Regions from separate parts of the Homo sapiens genome. Here region 1 is linked to region 2. A link is an interaction called in ENCODE POLR2A ChIA-PET data of the cell type or tissue named here. Cell type or tissue: OCI-LY7. All regions are shown on one strand. Links, peaks and the distances in the headings refer to the core of each region. The heading gives the core; the rest is flanking DNA. Region 1 overlaps MYL2 (myosin light chain 2). Region 2 overlaps CUX2 (cut like homeobox 2).

Region 1 (2,905 bases), core at 237-2,736, 180 kb before region 2:
CCGAAGTCCACTCCCTGCTTCTTCTTGGGTTTTCCTCTGGGGAATCTTCCCTCCCATCTCCAGGCCATATGGTTCAGGAGGACTCTGATTTCAACCCCAGCACAGGGCTGATCATTTGAGCCAGGCCTGTCCATCAGAGCACTGCCCTTGCCAGTCCATGGTGATTGGCTCAGGGGTGTCAAGTGCCCCAGAGGGATCCCACAAGGCCCTGTTCTGATGTTTGTGTGGAGCTGGAAGAGAGAGGAGTACGCTCTTCTAGGATTGCTGAGGGGCTGGAAAAGGGGCAGGAGCTGCTCTTAATTATTTTGCCACTGCTGAGAGCAGAGCAACGTGACAGAAAACAGAGGCCTCCCCAGCCTCTGAGGGCACTGCCTGGGCTCCTAGGTGCAATTGTGCTTGAAGCCCTTGGACTTCTTAGTTATTTGAACCTATTTCTGTTTTTTTTTTTTTTCCTTTTCTAAGAGACAGAGTCTTACTCTGCCACCCAGGCTGGAGTGCAGTTCACTGCAGCCTCGACCTCCTGGGCTCAAGCGATCTTCCCACTGCAGCCTCCTGGGTAGCTGAGACCACAGGTGCACACCACCATGCCTGGCTATTTATTTTTTATAGAGATTGGATCTCACTATGTTGCCTAGGCTGGTCTCAAACTTTTGGGCTCAAGTGATCCTCCTGCCTCAGCCTCTCAAAGCGCTAGCATCACAGGCGTGAGCCACCACACCTGGCCCTATTTGTTTCTTACACTGGGACTCTTGCAGCCATAACAGACCTGAATGCTTCAACCGTGACTGTGGTCATTCAAAATCAAAGGTCAACTCACATCCAGGCCTGGGCCCCAGACAGAGACAGAAGTCAGTACCACTCCCTCAGTTTGCTAGGGAAGAAGTACAGACAACTTCTACTTTATCTGAAACTAGAAGTCACCCTCTTAGGATTAGCAGGTGTGATTACTGTTGAACGAGCTATGTTCCTACCATGTGTCAGTCCGCTTCCTTCTTGTCACTGTCACTGGCAGGAGAGGCATTCCGATGGCATCCCAAGGGACAGATGTCATGGAAGCAAGGCCCTCTAAATGCTTGAGCTCTTTGGAAGAGAGGGCTTTGGTCATCCAGGTAACATTCCAGGAAAACGTGATCCTTGATAGAAACAGTTCTGAGTGGCTGCAAAGGTCTACCTTAAATAAAGAGTCACCAAGATTCAATAATAATGACTGCAAGGCTGTCACTAGCTCATCTGCCTTTGCCTTCCTTACACAAGGCACTGTTTGTCAGAGAAATGTCGTGACCAAATACACGACCTCCTGTTTATTGGAACATGGCCTCTGGATGGATTTCCAACTGTAGGATGTGCGGCCACGAAGTACCCATAGCCACCCAGGCTGCAAAGAAGATGGAGGTGGATAAATGGGGCAGCCACATGGCTAACAGACAAGGTAGGGACAGAGGCGGTACTCGGGGGAGAGAGATGAGGGCAGGGACCACTCTGCAAAGACGAGCCCAGGGCGCAGCAGCGAGCCCCCTCCTAGTCCTTCTCTTCTCCGTGGGTGATGATGTGCACCAGGTTCTTGTAGTCCAAGTTGCCAGTCACGTCAGGGGGGAAGGCGGCGAACATCTGGTCAACCTGCAATGAGCCAGCAACACGTGCTAAGGACGAGGGGAGGGGAACTGAGACGGAGGGTGGGGGGCTGTGGGCGGGGCCTGAGTGGACGGATAGCTGGGGGGTGGGGGATGGGAACATGGGCCACTCAGAGGGTCCTCCGGGGAAGGACTTCCCCAGCTGCTGCAGGGCCCCCTCGCCCAAGGTCATGCCCTTTCTGGGGCAGCCCACAGCCAGCGGATGGGATTGGTGTGGGGGTATAAAGGCACGGCCATCTCGCCCAACTTGGTACCTCTCAGGAGAGCTGTAGAATAAGCTCCCTCCCTGGGTAGTCAGCAGTGCCGATCTTTGGGCCTAAATCTTGGCTCAACTTCTTCCTTCATGCACTTTTCCTTCCTTGCCCTTCCCTGTTCTTCCTTTCTTGCCCTTCCCTGTTCTTCCTTCCCTGACCCCAAGGGCCCTCCCAAGTAAACATCATGCAGAGATGTCCCTGGAAACCCAGCCTTCCACTGGGATCACAAACTCAAGGGTTCCGAGGGGCCAGGCAGGTTATGCAAGGGAGCAGGATAGGTCCTATGGCTAAATGGAGACACGTGGCCATCTAAAAAGGTGACATGAAGTGACCACAGGGTCCAGGGTGTCAGAAATCTAGATTTTTGTTTTTACACAAAATTTCCCCATTTAAAAAGCATTGGCTAGTTATTATTATTATTTTTTTAAAACATACTGGCTATTCATAGCTAGCACTTATATTGCCCTTGCCACAAGTTCACACTTTCCCCACATTAACATGTCGAATCCTCGCAATCTCCTATGAGGTAGCTTCTATTATTATTCCCACTTTACAGATGAGGAAATTGAGGTGCAGTGAGGTTAAGGAGCTTGTTCAAAGCACACAGCAGGTGGAAAGTGAAGGCAGCCCTTTTAGCTGCTTGAATTTTGGGGGAGGGAAAATCTACATACAATTTTTAGTAAAATGTGGAACTTGATGGAAACAGGCCTGTGAGGCTATGAGGGGAGCATTTAAAATCGACTCATTAAGGTTCACTAATAAGGTTGACGGCACCATTGCTTGCTCATACAGAAGCTTTGGCAAATTAGCAAAAGTGCCCCTTCTACCAAACTCACTACCGCACCACCTGAGTTGAAAAAAAAAAAAATTATTACCAGACACTTTACTGCCAGTTCTGGAAAGCTGTTGCAACAAATACACAGTCTGATGACTTTTATGAAACTGACATTTAGAAGAATTGTTCAGTGCACAACTCACATGACAGTATGTGGCGGCCCTTCACGCCATAATAATGTCATG
Region 2 (2,905 bases), core at 104-2,603:
CTAGACACTGACTAGTCCAAGGTCTCATTTGGACAAAGAATCTGGGACTGGGAGAGGAGCCGTAAGCAAAAGTGACAGGCCTGGAATCAGGGCTGGATCTGCTGCCTCCAAGAACAGTGTTCCTTTCTCACATCCAGCCCTGGTCCTGCCAGCGATTGGCTAGGAGGGTCTAAGACCTTTAATAATAAAGCTGGCAAATAGGAATGGCAGAGGCTAATCTTTGCAGTGACCCTCTGAGGAAGGGACAGCTGTAGTAATCCATATTTATTTTCCTGATAAGGAAACCAAAGCTCTGGCAGATTTTTTTTTTTTTTTTTTTTTTTTTTTAAGAAAAGTTCTCACTATGTTGCCCAGGCTGGAGTGCAGTGGCCCGATCATGGCTTACTACAGCCTCTGCCTCCCAGGCTCAAATGATCCTCCCCACCTCATCCTCCCGAGTAGCTGGAACCACAGGTACATGCCAACAAGCTCAGCTAATTTTTGTATTTTTTGTAGAGACAAGTTTTTGCCATATTGCCCAGGCTGGTCTCGAATTCCTGGGCTCAAGAGATCCACCTGCCTTGGCCTCCCAAAGTGCTGGGACTGCAAGCATGAGCCACTGCACCAGGCCAGGCCCAACAGATTTAAGTTTCCTGCCCAAGGCCATGCAGTTGGAACGTAGTGGAGCTGAGATGCAAATGCAGGTACATCCACCTCTATGTCTCACTTCCTCTGGCTCCCCTGTACCTCAGTTTCCCTATCTGGAAAATGACACCTGTTTCAGGTTCCCAGCTTAGATGACCCCGACTCCAGTAGAACTGTGCTGTTACATAAACTCTGGCTCGCCCAGGAGGGTGTCCTAGCTTTTGCATCTCCTGCCCCTCACACCACGGCGACTTGAGATTTTTACACAGACGAGAACTGTGTGTGGGGCGGTGAGCAAGTAAGTGCGTGTTTGCAACAAATATTTTATAATAGACAAGCCTCGTCTGCCACTTCTAAAAGTAGTGAAAAAAAAAAACCCACTTTGAGAAAGTAAAAATAACCCAACGCCTGAGTCACTGAAGTCACTGAACTCAGCTGGAACCGGCAGCTCCAAGCTGAACTGACTGCTTCAGCTCACCCAGGGCAGCAGGGCTGGGGCCAGAAATTTGACGGGGGGGCGATGAACACCTGAGCTTTTAGGGGGAAGTCCCAGTGGTTAGTTTGTGGGTGAAGCGCCTGTCGCTCTTCCTTTTATTTTAAGCTGCAGGATGAAATGGCTCCCTGAAACCCTCTATCTTCTTTTTCTTTTAAAAGTGACTTGACAATTGATAATTTTGCCCTGGCGATGGACACCTTAGAGCTTTTATTTCTTGGAGGCCAAACATTGATGTTGTGTGAAATGGGAGCTTGGCGGAGCCTTTGTGCGGATCTCAAGCTTCCTGAAAAATTTATTTACTGTGACTGTGATCCGCAGGAGCCAATTGATGTTTATCTATAGTCGTTCGCGCCAGCAAGGAGGGGAAAAATGCATAACTGCACTTTCTTCAGAAGCCTTGCGAGGCTGTTTAAATAAGTATCTAATAGTGAACTTTCAATAGCAGACAGGCAATTTGACGGACAGGGGACAGTGTATTATTAACCATAAGCAGGCTTAATCTTTCCCCCACATTTTAGAGGAAGCTTTATAACCTTCTGGCAGAGGAATTCCTGAAAACGAGGTATTTGAAGCTAAGCAAAAATTATCCTGGCCATTCCCGTGGCAGAATCGATCACTCCAAGAGCCGCATGAAGGAGGGGAACAGGCTGCGGCTGGGCCCGGTGTGAGCAGCCCTGGCCACCTCATTGTGGCGGAAGGGCCCGAGAAGTGGACGGGGACCGGGAGCGGGCAGAGGGAGGCAAGGGTCATGCTGGAAGCCTGGTTTTCCTGCCAGGTAAGTAACTTCTGCTGTTAACTGAGCTTGGGGACTGGGGTCAGAGACCTGTGTCTTCCCCCTGTGCCCCGGTTGCAACAGCACCTAGCTTTTGGCAGCATCCACCTTTTTTCTTTGAGACAGGGTCTTGCTCGGTTGCCCAGGCTAAGAGCAGTGGTGCAGTCCCAGCTCACTGCAGACTCAACCCCTTAGGCTCAAGGCATCCTCCCACCTCAACCTCCCCAGTATCTGGGACTACAGGCGTGTGCCACCATGTCTGGCTAATTTTTCTGGGCTGGGGGGAGATGGAGGTCTCACTGTTTGCCCAGGCTGGTCTCCTACTTCTGGGTTCAAGTGATCTTTCCATCTCAGCCTCCCAAACTGCTGAGATGACAGGCATGAGCCACTGCAGCTGGTGCATCCACCTTTTAAGCAATAGAAGTGATTTATGTGATACTGTTCAATGCATGTCTGTCTTGCTCATTGTGCCGGAAGTTTTGTGCAGCCTGGAGGCTGTCTTATTTAACCAGGGAGGCTCTCTTGATCTCTGGACGAAGGTAGACTGGCTTAGTTACAGAATTGTCCCCTGGCCCCCTACCTGGCTGTCATCACCTTGGGAGTAATGCAGCCTTCAGTGTCTGTCTCCTCCTATTTAGAGGGTCAGCCGCAAGCACCCAGGGACTTCACCTCAGTCTGCCCAGCACCAGATACCCCATAGCATCTCTTATGCTGTTTATTGAATGACTAGCCATGTGTTTTCCTGGGGTGGGAACAGCTGTGGTTAAGAGCATGAGGGTGGCCAGGCGCAGTGGCTCATGCCTGTAATCCTAGAACTTTGGGAGACAGAGGCAGGTAGATAATTTGAGCTCAGGGGTTCAAGGCCAGCCTGGGCAACATGGTAAAACCCCATCTCTACAAAAAATACAAAAATTAGCCAGGTGAGGTGGCGCACGTCTGTAGTCCCAGCTATTCTGGAGGCTGAGGTGGGAGGATTGCCTGAGCCCAGGAGGTTGAGGCTGCAGTGAGCTGTG

What was found. Peaks named below come from ENCODE experiments on the same cell type or tissue, not always from the same donor. Only the 100,000 strongest peaks of a DNase experiment are listed, where the experiment ranks them.
Region 1: POLR2A ChIA-PET joins it to region 2 with 6 read pairs; 3 of 35 experiments call an interaction of 5 or more read pairs at or near these places.

What each region holds. Positions count from the first base shown.
Region 1 is chr12:110,909,559-110,912,463 of GRCh38, forward strand. MYL2 (myosin light chain 2) reads right to left here. Exons shown (of 7, transcript NM_000432.4): 7 at 1,287-1,617. The coding sequence ends at 1,519. Among named protein-coding and RNA genes, the nearest start is that of MYL2, 9.6 kb to the right of the region's middle. In OCI-LY7, for the core only: no CTCF peak of the experiment used is centred there; no DNase peak of the experiment used is centred there; H3K27ac peaks cover 670 bases.
Region 2 is chr12:111,092,506-111,095,410 of GRCh38, forward strand. All of the region lies in intron 1 of CUX2 (cut like homeobox 2), which reads left to right. Among named protein-coding and RNA genes, the nearest start is that of CUX2, 60 kb to the left of the region's middle. In OCI-LY7, for the core only: no CTCF peak of the experiment used is centred there; DNase peaks (open chromatin) are centred at 636, 1,086 and 2,357; H3K4me3 peaks cover 1,566 bases; H3K27ac peaks cover 2,500 bases.